Regions from separate parts of the Mus musculus genome. Here region 2 is linked to region 1. Evidence: chromatin contacts called from ENCODE Hi-C data. All regions are on one chromosome and are shown on one strand. The core of a region is the stretch at or near the end of the contact, and the rest is flanking DNA. Distances in the headings are between cores, read along the strand shown. Region 1 holds the start of Irf4 (interferon regulatory factor 4). Region 2 holds the start of Exoc2 (exocyst complex component 2).

Region 1 (7,145 bases), core at 2,979-5,478:
TGTAGTTATGAACCTGCTGACAGAGCACAGGGATTGCTAAGAGGAAGACATCAGTGGGTGTCGGAGTCATTTCATATCACCCAAACTCCTCAGGGAACCCCTTTTTTTGTCCAGCAGCCAAGTCATTTTGCCCAAAAAGTGACATGGACTGTCTATCACACTAGGTAAAAAACAGCCATAGAGGGTCTGAAAGCACAATGAGGACATTGTATAAAGCTGTGATTTTTGTAAGGCTTCATCATATGGCTGAACACGGCACCAAGAATACCGCAGTGAAATCTGCCCTTTTTAAGCCACCAAAGTGAATAAAACAGTACTGTAATTCACATCAGGGACGCCTAGAGAAGTCAGCTGCTCTGCGGTTTCACATGATAAAGTACTACTTCCAAAACCTTTGACTTCCACAAAAGGTCTGATTCCCAGAAGATCTGACCATCAGTGGAAGCCTCTCTCCACAGGTGGGACACATCAAACTCCCCAACAAAACTGTGGCGTCAGGGACAGTGACACCACACTGGAACTGAAACATCCTTCTCTGACCAAGTTTTTGTTCAGCGTGTGTACTAGCCATAGCAAATAAGAAGTCAGCCCTACACTTTTCATTTGTGTTTGCCTCTCTGTGTGGAGCCAGTCAAAAGGGCATGGGCCAGCCTTCCACAAGACCAAGAGTCTACCACATACCTGGGCTGGCAGAGAGCCATAAGGTGCTGTCATGGGGTAGGGGTGGCCCATGGCCATCTGTGTGTCATCCAAAGTGAGCTGCTTTGCTCCTGTGTGTTTGGGGAAAAGGAAGAGAGAACACAGAGTAAGACAAGGAACTGACTTAAATCTTATAAAAGTACCTATGCACTTAATTCTTAGAATGCATAGCCCTATTAACCAATCGGGTATTTTAGGTTTGTTTTGTTTTGTTTGTTTGTTTGTTTTTCAAGCAATTTCTTAGAGAGATATTTGTCTTTGCCATTAAACTGATTAAACATTTGCTGACTTGTGAGTGACAGCCAGGGAAGGAAACACCACCCAGGATCCCTGTGATCCACCAAGTGGTTTCTGGTTGTGAGATGGTACCTAGTTAAGGCATCCTGTATGGTTGGAACCAAATGCAGATTCCTGAGCACTGCTTGAGGTAGACTAGTTGGAAGAGAGGGAACTCAAGATCTGAATATTCATAACCACCCTAGCAGGCCATGTTAAACCAGAAACTCTAGCAGTTTTATTACAAGAAGTGTGAATATGTATGGGGTGTGGGATGTGCTTTCTCCTCTTGAAAATGCTTACTAGAGGATATTAGGTAAGTAAACATTTAATGGATTTTCCAGATTTTGTTTGGAAATTTGATCCAGATCCTAATTGAATGGAGTAACTGAAAATAATGCCTTCAAGTGCATAACCCACACACCCATGGGGCTTAAAGTCTGCCAGGTCATCCTATACTAACACCACAGGGTTGTCACTTATAACAGAGAGGACATGGGCAAAAGGACATCTGGGCTTAACCTACAGCAGAGGTAGGACGTGACTGTCTCTAGGAAGAAGGGCTCTCTGAGTGCCATAATGCCTTTATCCTGCCACCTGGGCTGGGAAAACCCCTTACCTTTTTTGGCTCCCTCTGGAACAATCCTGTACACCTTGTATGGGTCAGAGATATCCAGCTGGCTCCTCTCGACCAATTCCTCAAAGTCATTGCTCTTGTTCAGAGCACATCGTAATCTTGTCTTCCAAGTAGGAGGATCTGGCTTGTCGATCCCTTCTCGGAACTTGCCTTTAAACAATGCCCAAGCCTAAGAACGATGAGAAGAAAAGTCAAGCCCAGAGCGTCAAAAGAATTCTATGGATTGCATTTCAGCAAGGAAGGTTACTGTTTCAAATTTGCTGTTGCCTGAAATGTGGAACATGATGTTAGTGGGGTCCTGAGACCCCTAGTATGGGCTGTACACGCCCAGCGCCTGAATCAAGTGTGGGCAAGACTGGGGACAGAGCTGTGGAGGGGGCAGGCCCCAGAGAGGACATCTACAAAATCACAGAGGTACTTTGAACAAATTCCCGCAGGAAGTCCCCTTCCTCGGCCTGCTGGCAGGTGGAGGCTGGGGGCTTCACAGTTCAGTGAGCCAGTTCTCTGGGGACATCAGTCCTAAGGGACTCACACGGGGTCGGAGGGGGATACCAGAGAAAGACTCGGAATAGTCAAAGCTACTCAAAGAAAGAAAATCAGAGATCGCAGCTTCTAGAACTAGAACCAGACAGTAGAGGTGCCCAATCAAAGAAACAAAACCCAGAGAGAGAAACTCAGAAAAATAACAAAACACAGAGAGACAGGGAAGCAGAGAGTGGCCCTAGCAGTCGGTGGTGGTGGCAGGAAACAGCGAATGGGCTATGCAAACGGAACCTCGGTCCCCCAGAGATGCCCCTGAAGCTGGAAGTTCTTTCCTCCACACAAACAGTATTGGGACCTGGTTTCTTGTGTATGCAATCCCCGGAGAGTTTGCAACCTCTTTCCCTTCTCCTGGGGACTTTGCCTAAGCAGGGTCCAATGCTTGATGCTCTGGCCTCCTCCTTGCAGGAGCCCACCTCTTAGTCCCTTGCCCGGGAGCCACAGACATTCAGAGCTTTCAGATTCCCCATCCCCACCCCCACCCCTGCCCAGGGATCCCTGAATGCTGCTAACCTTGAAGAGGGCAGCGTCCTCCTCACGATTGTAGTCCTGCTTGCCCGCGTGTTTCCACGGGATGCGGAAGACGCTCTTCTCCTCGTTCTCCCACACCAGCCCGGGGTACTTGCCGCTGTCGATCTGGTCGATCAACCACTGTCGGAGTTTCCCATTGCCGCAGCTCACTGCGCTCATGCCGAACTCTGAGCCCCGGCTGCCCGTCTCCAAGTTCATGACGCGTGCGGACCTCCTCCTGGGCTTGTGCGCTGAGGAGAGACACACATTCCCTGCAACTACCTTCGCATCACTTTGGAGGCGGGAGGAAGCCCCGTCCCAAACTCTTGCAGTGCCCACGAGGCCCCGAGTCTCTGAGGCTGCCAAGGTGCTCGGGTGCAGTGCCAGAGTCTCCGAAGTCCCCCAAGAGAAGGTACTTTGACGAAGGTATAGAGAGCATCCCTTGGCGCGCACCATCCTCCTCCTCCTCCTCCTCCTCCTCCTTTTTTTTTTGCCTGTCTGTTCTTTCTTTTATTAAAAAAATTAGGTAATTTCTTCATTTACATTTACATTAACACGCTCCGTTGAAAGCTCCTAGCTACACAGCTTCTCTGCAGATCCCAAGTCTTGCGCCACGCTGGGGCGCTCACTTTGCTCACTCGTCCCTCTGTGCTGGATCCAAGTAGCTTTCATCCCACTTTTCCCTCACTGTTTCTACACTTGCCCCTTCCTGGGTTTAGGTTGCCCTGGCTGCCCCAGGCGAAAAGGACCTGGCACATGGACTAGCCCTTGTCCAGGTCCTGTGTCCCTGCCATGCAGGTTTGCGGTACCTAGCTTACTCTCTTGACTTTCTTCTATGACACCCTTACTTTGTCCTCGGAATAACCCCAGGCCTACCCAACCAGAGACCATCACGTGGGTCCTGGAAGCAACAAGTGGAAGTCTGGTTATGGGGCAAGCAGCGCAGCCAAGAAACAGGAGATTCCAACCTGCAGAATGTCAGCGTGAACCCTGGCAGGAATGAAGCCGAGGCTGGGAATAAGGGGTGCTGCGGACAGCAACACTAGCACTCTTGCCAGAGAAGTGAAGAAGGGGCATGCGGGGAAAGGGGCTCTGAGCACCCTAAGTTTGGAGCTCTCAGCTCTTCTTGGCTGCCCGGCCTAGGAATCACGCTCTGGAGCCCTAGATGAGTTTGGGTCCTTTAGGAACCAGGGCTGGAAAGGAGCTTTCCACTGGAGCAGAGAGAGTCAGAGGCTGTCCCTCTGAGGACAAGCTGTGGCCAGTGCGATCCTTTGATGACACCACAGTCCCATTAGCTCGTCCCGCCCAGCCCGTGGGGGATGTTCTGGAACTCCCACCCAAACAGCTTCATACAAAACCCGAAGTGCACAGGTCCTAGGGCAGCGTAGATGAGCGGAGCCTGGGTCCGCTATCTCAGCATTCTCCCTCAGGCTCAGAGATGGAAGCCAGGCTTCCTCTGCCACCAGCCTCACACTCCTCCTTCTGCCCGACTACAGGCCTTACCTCACCCGCACTCTTAGCTGAGGGCAGCAAAGGGTCCCAAGTTCAAGTGGTGAAACTAGGAAAGTGAGGTGAGAAAGAGGAACTTTATAGAGCCGGAGGCGGAGTGCAGGGCGGGCGCTTCGGCCCCGCCTTGAGAGGGCGTGGCTTGCCCATACCCAGGACCGCCCCCCACCTCTGCCTTGTGCCTGGGTGTCCCGCAGGAACAGGAGCTTCGGACTAGAGCCCACCGGGTCAAGGGCTGTCCCACTTCAGACAAACCCTGGCTTTCTTCAGCTCCTCCTGTGGAGGGGGCTGGGGACTCTGATGTACTCAGAAATCCTCAACCGGATGGGACAAGTCGGTATGGCCCGTTCCTGTGAAGGTGGAGGCATGCAAAGGGGATACTGGAATCTGCACTGAGCATAGCTGATAACTACTAACTGCTCATGGCCAGGTTGGGAAGTGATGGAGAGTCTGGAGCACAGGGAACTTGGTTCTCACAGCATGTGACAGAAGAGATAGACTGAGAGAGGTCGGGAGCATCCTTGGGCAAAGCGGAGTCTTGTCTCTCTGAGCGTTTAGAGAATATCACGCTCACTAAAAAGAAAAATAGAAAGGCAAGTTTATAAGCCGTGGCCCAAATACTGTGTTTGAAACGCTTATACATGTTGGGTGAATGAAACCGACGAATTGAGATGACTCAGACAAGCACAGTCCCCAAAGTTTCAATCATGGCAACATAAAAGAGATGGGGGATCCCTGAGTACTCAGGTAGTTAGCGCGCTTCCGGATGTCAATTCACCTTAAAATGATAATTTTAACCTCAGCCTCGTGGGAGGCAGTTGCCGGTGAGGTACCAATGCCCCAAATAGAACAGCTAGGCTGACTGAAGGTTTTACTTTATTTTCGTGTTTTCTTTGACCTTCATATGTAAACTCCATGAGCTTTTGCCGCTGACTTTCTCCAGCTCAGCTTGGATGCCTGGAGCTTATATGTTATCTTGGTGTTTTCAGGTAAGCAAGCAGACTACCAGTTTCTGTATCATTTTAGATTACCACCACCACAGGTCAACTTGGAGCGTTTGTAAAGATTTGACAACTTTTTCATTTCACATGTTTCTCAGTTTTTCTTTTAATCTTCCATCCTGGGTTCTGGACTTTAGGAGAAACATCTGATTTTGGCCACAGGAAAACTGGTGCAGAGATGCCCACCGGCATGTTTTTTTTTCCTAACATCAACAGGCTTTCTCAGAAATTAACAGGATGCCATGTCGTTCTTTCACCCCAATTAGTTTTCCATTGTCAGAGCCCTGGTAGTAAACAACAGAGTTTCGTTCAAAGAAAATTTTGGTCACACCCATTTTCCCCTCTTCTTCCTTTGGGGTTTCATTCATTCAAAAATATTCTTTGAACACCTTCTGTCTGTCGGGAACTATCCCGGTCACCAGAGACACACCTCGGAGCAAAGCAGAGATTGTAGCTTCAGATAGCACAGCCTTGCTGCTGAGGAATTACATTTCTTCAAAGCGTGCACAGACTAAGGACAGAAGCAGCCAACCCGAGGTTTTTGGTTTTTTTTTTTTTTCTTTTTTCTTTTTTTCACTTAGACACACGTGTCTTCTACCTTGACTTAGGCGGTTTCAACATTTTCCTCAGCCAATCTACATCCTCTGTTTTCAGAAGTTTAAACAACAGTCATTACAAGAAACCTTTTGAGACTTCACATGGTTATCTTGTTTAAAAGATATGATTACTAATCTTCAACGCCATCTTCTGGTTTACTCGCTCGCTCGTTGTGTGGATCCCCCAGAAGTGATAGTTTAACAGTGAGGTGAATGCAAGCAATAAGCTACCTAAATCATTAAAACTTCCTATTTTATTAGCATCTATTAGTTGCACACAGCAGTGATGGGTTTCATTATGACATTACCTTCATCTCCTCTGTCGCCATTTCTTACCACTCGTCCCTCCAGCCCTCCCCACCCCATGTCTTTAACCAGTCTGCCTTTTACTTTCTTACCCCTGCCCCCAGCATGGGAAAACATGTGAGACACACATTTATTTCACACCACACGACATATTGAGTTCCAGTTTCAACCGTTCCTTGCAAACAGCATACCCCGGTTTCTCTTTTTAGTTGAATGTGATTCCCTTGTGAATCACATGCTCCCATTGTTGCTGGTGGAGAGGAAGGAATGGCCAGGTGGGCCCTTCTAGCTGACCACTAAGAACTTCTTAAATCACAGTCAGACTTGAAAGAATGGGGACAATTTTGCCAGTAGGCAATTTCCCATCCTCTTTCGCACTGACACTTAAGAAAATCGATACATGTCACAGTGAGATGGCGGACTGTTGTTTGAAAAATGTCACAGGAAATTAGTGAATTGAGCATCCGTCCCAAAGGCAGAGCTCCATACTCCCCGAGGAGATTACTAATGTTATTGGGCTAAGGAGCCACTGAGCAGTGATCGAGGTCTGAATGGGGCAAACTTTTCATTCATACTTCCCATAAAAAGACGGTAAGAAAAGCTAGACTGCAGCTCAGTATTTTGAGAATTGACCTTTTAAAATTATACATTCACAAGTAAGAACAAGTGGTTTATAGAGCCAGTCAGTGTTAGATACTCAGAAAGACATTATTCAGCCTAGGGTGTACCGTGGCAGTAGAATGCTTGTCTTGTGTGTGGAAGGCACTGGGTTCAATTCCCAGTACTCTCTCTTCCAAGAGACGGAGACCTTGTTTCGGATAAATGTATTTTCTGATGACCTCACTCTTTTAAAATGAGAACTACATTTGTTTTTGTTTTGTTTTGTTTTGTTTTGTTTTGTTTTGAAGTAAAATTCTATCTTTGGGAAAAATTATTTTATAAAACATTAAAAAATAAAACAGGAAAGAAAAAAACTTTGTTGTTTTAATGCATTGCCTCTGATTTAAAACGAAGACAAAACCTCTGATGCTTTGATTCCAGGTGCATGGACTAACGCCCACTGTGAGCCCTGAC
Region 2 (7,214 bases), core at 1,446-3,945, 220 kb before region 1:
CTGCACTACTGCATGGCAGGAAGAGCCAGATGGTCGGGGTAACAGTAACACCAGGCCTCCTCTTTAGAGCCAAGTTTATTTACAATTTTCAAATTGAAATATGCAAATTTCAAGTAAATAAAAAGCCCACGGGGCTCCATTTCACTGTAAAGTTGATCAGAGACATATGACTCTGCTGAAGACTTTTCACACTGAGACCTGGAGCCAATGAGAAATGGAGATTGCTAGGTTCATATCAGGGCAGTTGCTAGGAGCACAGGATAGCTAAAACGAAGGTAAAAAGGACATGAGTCAAAGGGTTTCCTAAACCAAGAACCATGGCTAAGGAATTTCTGAAAGAGCTCGGGTTGTGTGACAGACAACCTTGCAGGCTTTCAAATTGTCTCTGCAGCTTTAACCACGAAGGATGCCAACACTGGTAGTATTCGCTTAAAGCATGTCAACTGTCACTATATCGTCAAAATTTATCAAACATTGCTTTTTTTTTCTTTTTGCTTGGCTGTTTAGCAGATTTTGAAGTAGATGGCTAGAAATAGATCTCTCCCCACAGCTTTGGTGAACACTTGAATCTCAGCTTTTCATCCTACAACCATTTTGTGAAGCACACACAATCCCTTCTCTCAGGAAGTTCAAGAGTAGGACAAGAGAGTAAATGAAGAGACTGGTACTCTGCTGACAGGTCTAATGGATGGCCAGCCTGGTGGACTGAATCATTGTCACAGTGGGTCTCTGTGGTACATACTATGAGAATGAATATGGCAGGAATGCCCCAGCAAGGACAACTAACTAATCGTTAGCTTCTCCTAAGAAGGCGCCTTAAGAGATGGCATCTTTACAGTTGTGTTGAGGGTTAGGTTGCACACTAACTATGTATGGCCCCTTTCAAGCTGACATGCCATGCAGTACTGAGTACTTAAGGTATTGATGTAAGGCAAAACAGATACATAAATTATCCAGGGAGCCTAGTGGTGTCTCCTGGTGTTTCCGAAGACTGTTTTAGATAGATTGGAAGTACTGTGTCAAAATCCTTCTTTTTAGTTCTAATGAAATCTGAAAGTGTTGAGAACATAAACCTATACAATGATTTGTAGCCTCAGTGGCTACCGTAGCAATTTTAGTTTTAACAGTTTTATTTTCTGGCAACTTCTGCACCAGTGTTTGCTAGTTAGTTTCAGGGTTAGGAGCAGAAACTTGAGGGAGGGGAAAAATAAAGAAAATTGTACCAGTGTTCTTTATGTTAACAAAAGAGTCTCTTTCCTCTTCTGAGTGTTTCTGTTTCACTAGCATAGTATATTTATTATTATTATTTTTTTTTGATCCAGGGAAAACTCTGTGAGTTTTCCAGAGCCACCATTCTGGCTTTGATGATAGGCAGCCTTACCTGACAAATGGCATGTCACTGAGACCTGAAGGGTTTTGTTTCACAGTGAAAGGCTCCGTGACTGCCAGAGATTTCTTACAGTATTTCCTTAGGACCTCTGCTGCCAAGTCTCTTGCTCACGAATAAAGAGTGTTCCCTTGATCTTCAAAATGGATGGTCTGGAAACACTTTGACGTATCTTCTCACAAATAGGAGAGAAAAATGAAGCCATACAATATCTCTTAATTCATAGTGCCTGTACGACACCCTCTTCAGTGTATGTACTGAATGAAGCATAAGGTATGCTTCACAGAAAGATATCTGAAAAAAAAATAGCTTAGGCCAGTGGCTCTTAACCCCCCTGGGGGAATGATCTTCACGCAGGGGTTGTTTAAGACCATCGGAAAACAGATATTTACATTGCCTTCATAACAGTAGTAAAATTACAGCTATGAAGTAGCAACATAATAATTTTATGGTTGGGGGTCACCACGATATGGGGAACTGTATTAAAGGGTCTCAGCATTAGAAAGGTTAGGCTGTTATTGGTCTTAGATAATGGGCACCCCGTAGCTACTTCTCTCCACAGTCATGGCAACACAACCACAGGTAGACCCTATGCTTCTGCCATTATCCTCTGCTGAAGATCACTGTCCTTCGTTCCTGCTACAGAGGAAGCCACAGGGATATGTCTGCTTCAGTTCAGCTGGCCATCTCCAGAGTCCACAGGAGGGTACCTTCAAACCTTAGGGCTTATGGGCTGTAGATAGCAGTCGTTTCTATAATATGGGGGTCTTGTGAGTTTGCAAATCAATTTGCCACTCAGACCCTTGGGACCCCAAAGCTCTGACCTGTGAGAAATCTTAATAAGGCGGGCACTCCTGGCTAGATGCAGTCCTTTGACTGAGGTTTGCCTCTTGACCTGGTGCTGATCCCTGACCGCTGTGGACTCTTGGGCAACATCTACTGTGACTCTAACCGACTGTATCCTCTTTACCCCTCCCCTCTTTTTCCTCCCCGAATTCCACCCTTCCACTTTCTCCCTCTCCTCCTTTCTGCTTCCCTCCTTCTTTTCTCCCTTTCCCATCAATTCCTCTTCTCCTTTCCACCTCTCCACCCTTCTCTCCTCCTCCCTCCCCACTTTCCCTTTCTTCCCTCTCTGTCCACTTCCATGCCGTCGATATCCTCTAACTTCCCTTCTCCATAGTCTGGTCCTCCTTCTATTCCTTCCCCTCTGGGAAGAGGCGGTCCATCCAGCACTCGGTGCTCGGCTAGGCGGCGGATCGACGCGCTCGGCGCTCGCGGCGTGCGGAAGTGCGGCCCTAGTGCTGGCTGCGGCGGCCTGGAACCGGTTGGCTGGGACCTGACACCGCCTGCAAGCTGCAGGTGAGTGTCGCGTCCTGGGTGAGGACGCCCCGGGTCCGGAGTGGAATTCCGCGGTGGCACGGGACCGTCGGGGCTGGGCGACCTGGGGAGGCGCGGTGAGGGACCCGGGGCGCGGGGCTGAGTGTGGGAGCCGCGGGCCGAGCCTTCCCCACCCGCCTCCGCGCAGGCCGCCGGGCTGGACCCGGAGGAGCGGCTGGTGTGCAGGGTCTGCTTGGAATCTGTTTAAGTCCCCCGCGCTAACGTGGACGGGAAGCTTGAATGGTTTCCTTTACTACTCTGGGAGCAGCAAGTGCGGGTTCAGCCACACCTCCATTCGGCCATTTGAATGCCTTACACTAAAAACACTAATGGCAACTGGTTATCTCTCTACTAACTTTGTTTATAAAGCTTAGCTTGTGATGGCCCAGGCTTGGTAACAGATTCCCCCAATGGCAAGGAACTGAAAGTCAAAACAAGAATGATCTAAGTGTGAACAATTTGTGATTCGAAAGGTGACAGAAAGACGCTGATGTGTGCTTGCCTCTTACATGTTCTCTTTTGTTTGACACAGTAGACAGTATTTTTAAGCAGGGGAACCTCTGTTTGTTGGAAACAATTTTTGGAGTTATTAGAAAGTAGTCCTTTTTTTTTCTTTTTCAATTATTTAATTTACTGTACCAGACATTTTGAACTATTACCTTCCAAAAGGTGATACCTTGAAGATTACATTCAAAACATTTGTAAAGGCTGTATTCTAGTATGGGGCTTCTTCAACTTTTGCCACCAAAAATTTATAAAGAATTTCCATGGTTTTATATGTAAGTTTATAAAATAGGTAGACAATCTATGTATTCACTATCTGTAAATCACAAAGCTTTTTATTTTAGGACAATTTTTGTATACATCAAACTTACCATTTATTAAAGATGAAAGCATAGAGTTGGATAACTCGGTTCTTTTCACATACATAGTTAAGTCTTGGTTTAATATTTGTAACTACGGGACACTGAGCATCTTCAGGGCTTTCCAGAGCTGATTGATTATTTTAATTTTCTAATCATCGGTAGGAAGAGCAGTTCTACATACAAATACATAGTACACAGTGGTAGAAGGACAGTTAGAAACATTTTGGAGATTGTTGCAAATTTGTCCTTACTCCCAAGCCGAATCCATTGGTGATCTTTTAGAACTTCAAATCAGCAACGTAAAAACCAGTTTTTCAGATTAAAATTCGGACACAACACGATTTAAAGACCCAATCACTTGGTGATTACATGCTGAAGAATGCCAGTAGGGAAATGTGAATAGTCTTTGTTTTCTGTAATAAAACCATTTTTCTCCTTTAAGAACAGAACATTTTGTTTGTGTGTGTGTATATACGTATATACATATGCATAATATATACATATATACACATACATATATACATATATGAATACACACATATATGTATACACACATATATGTATGTGTGTATATATGTATATATTTGTTTGTATGTATGTATGTATATATGTAGTGTGTTAGTTTTTTCAGTGTTGTAACCAAGTACCTGCTAAGCAGTTTAAGGGAAGAAGGTCTCACTCCAGTTTATAGATTGGAGTTATATAGCCTATGCTAGTGAGGCTGCCTCATAGTGGCAGGACTGTGCCCTGGGACCCCTCAGGAACAGGAAGCAGATAGAAGTCAGGATGTGGGGCTGGGCTCTGAAACCTCAAGTCCCCACCCCCTAGTGACTCACTTTCACAACAAGGCTCTTCATCTGTAAGCTTTCATAACTGCCTAAAACAGTGTTAGGAGGTTCTGAGCCTATAGGAGATATTTTCTATTCAAATCGTAACATACAGTGAAAACAACTGCTATTTGTAACATATAGTACTTTGACGCTGAGTTGTAGGGTTTGGGTTGAATACTCTTGGGTACTTCATGACATGGCAACGTGCACAGAGAGAAAGTTCAGAACCAAGGCTGGGATGAAGTTGGATTGAGTACTGCTGGTAACACCTTTGATTCACTATGGATTTCATTTTTTAATTCATTTTTGATCCCATGTGTTTAGAAGACTTTCATTTCGCTTTTTCTTTTTTTTCCTCTCTCTGCATTCAGTTCCACAACCCTGTATAACCTACAGGATTGCCACTCACAGTTTAAGAATCTGTATTCTGGTAAAAGACTTGGTACCAAATAGAATCTCTAAGTGTATAGCTACAGCAGGATCTTACCACGTAGGAAACACTAGGGATAAACTTGTCTCTCAGTTATCTTTTCACACAGGCTGTGGTTTTACTCTTCTTTCTTTGAGAGGGTCTCACTATTGATTGATCACTATTCAGGTTGATCTTTTGTTTTTTTTTTTTTTTTTAAAGATTTATTTATTTATTATATGTAAGTACACTGTAGCTGTCTTCAGACACACCAGAAGAGGGAGTCAGATCTCATTACGGATGGTTGTGAGCCACCATGTGGTTGCTGGGATTTGAACTCAGGACCTTTTGGAAGAGCAGTCGGGTGCTCTTACCTGTTGAGCCATCTCACCAGCCCTCAGGTTGATCTGAACTCTTTGACTGAAGTGATCCTCATACCACAGTTTCCTCAGTGCTGAGACACATCACTATCTATGCCTGGCTTTTCTGTACTCAGTGTTAGCAGGCCCAGGTTCCTAGTAATGCCTACTACATAGTACACATACTACACATGTTTTTAATGTTTATCTAGTAGATGAGTTTTAGGCTTATGTTAAAGTAGGAGATTTTGAGATTGATTGCAGTGGGAAATAACTTCCGTTACCAAACGGTTTGAGGAAGTATGGCATGATAAACTCTGGGGATGTAGGTGTGCATGCCCTTGACTGCCTGCAGCGCTGGGATGGTAGGGACCACTGTAATCACTTTACAGTGGGTTTATGTTGAATAGAGGAATGATGCTATTGGTGCAAATGGGCACACTTCACCTAATTGTGGACACACAGGGAATTTTGAAGCTGTGAATACACACATAGGCTTTTTTGATCTCAATTTGGATATTAAAGTCAAATTTATTTTGGTGTAGGAATTAAAGCAACCATTCAGCTCTCCATGTGCTACGGCCAGCCAGCTGCATGACAACAACTGGGTTACTCAGCATCTCTGAGCCTTAGTTTCCCTTTTTGTGTATTCAGAGAGACTATATAAAACCTGATTATCTCAGTGTGCAGTGTGCCTTCATTCCCAGCACTGGGGAGGCTGATGCAGGGGAATGCTGAGTAAAAGATCAGCCTGGGCTACAAATGTTACCCAGTTTCAAAAGCAAAAACAAATGTGACTTCTATAAACAAAACAAACACCAAGGACAGCAAGAAACGTCACCAATTAGATTTTCTCAGTCTTTGGGCATTGGAAATTTGCACTTTCGTAAATCATGTTATCATTTAGCATTTGTCTTATGTCTGAGTATTAAGGGTTGTGATTATCAAGAAAACTCACCTGATACAGGGAGTAGTTCTTGTCATCCCCATATCTCCCAATTTTGGCATATGACTTAGGTGTTCATAATGCCGTCAGCCTGGATTCAGAAGGGGTATTTTTGTCCCTCAAAAAATATCTTGAACCAAATGTAGTAATGGGTGTTGAGAGGAGGAGTGGTATGGGATCGAGTGAGAGGGAAAGCTTTGAGGAGTCCAAAGGGACAGGGAAGGTCTATGAGCATGGGCATAATTTGGGCTGCTTCTAGGTGGCCAGTGAGCAAGCATAGGCAAGTGCTCTCTGGGTTACTTGAGGGCTTTCGGCCAAGCATGGCATTTGGAACTGAGTTGTTAGACAGTCACTTCCCCCCAGTAACACTTGGTCATTGAAAAAGTTTCCTGAATATTCTTAAACTCAATACTGTTAGTGTCAATTAAAACTAGGATGGGTCATTCATTTTGTTTTTGTTTTTTAGAGTAGTTTGTTCTCCTGGACCTAAGGAATCTAGATTTTAATTGATGAGAAAATTGACTGCTTAGGGTGGATCCAAGTAGTTAGAATTGTATAGTGTTGGAGGCTCTTCCTTTCTCTGTAAGCCTCTGGAAGCTCTAATGCTTCCTTCTCCCCTCCCTCCCTCCCTCCCTGTCTTGTCTTGTCTTCTCATCTTTTCTTTTCTTTTCTTTTCTTTTCTTTCTCTTTAAAGGTAATTTTCAGTTTTAAATTCTGTGACTTTGGAAGTTATATGATTGCATTCATTATAATTTTACTGAGCGAGAAAGCAAGATAAATAGCCTGAGAGTTATTTGGCTGTGGTTTCATCATAATGAAAGCCCCACATGAGTGACATGATGTATGTGTGTGTAAGTTAGGGGCTCTGCAGGAATTGGAATTCATGCCAGATGGTTCAAATGAGACTTTAATGAAGGGACTATTTTAGGAGGTGTGGTTATCTAAAAGACGGTGAGACTTACAGAGAAACAAAAGCTGGAAGGTACAGAGGGGGAAATAGGTGCTGTTGAGGGCTGGAGGCAGGGAATAGTACCTTTCAG

What was found. A loop is a pair of places that touch in the nucleus more often than their neighbours do.
Region 2: a map of T-helper 17 cell shows a loop between it and region 1 (2.9-fold over the local background). The contact joins the promoter of Exoc2 here to the promoter of Irf4 in region 1. A Hi-C loop is called at or near these places in 2 of 37 maps with a recorded cell type or tissue (T-helper 17 cell and v-Abl transformed pro-B cells).

The regions. Positions count from the first base shown.
Region 1 is chr13:30,746,316-30,753,460 of GRCm38, reverse strand. It overlaps Irf4 (interferon regulatory factor 4), which reads right to left and starts at 4,228. Exons shown (of 9, transcript NM_013674.2): 1 at 4,166-4,228; 2 at 2,666-2,913; 3 at 1,595-1,781; 4 at 682-770; 5 at 1-16. The coding sequence starts at 2,881.
Region 2 is chr13:30,969,528-30,976,741 of GRCm38, reverse strand. Exoc2 (exocyst complex component 2) reads left to right here and starts at 2,695. Exons shown (of 28, transcript NM_025588.2): 1 at 2,695-2,746.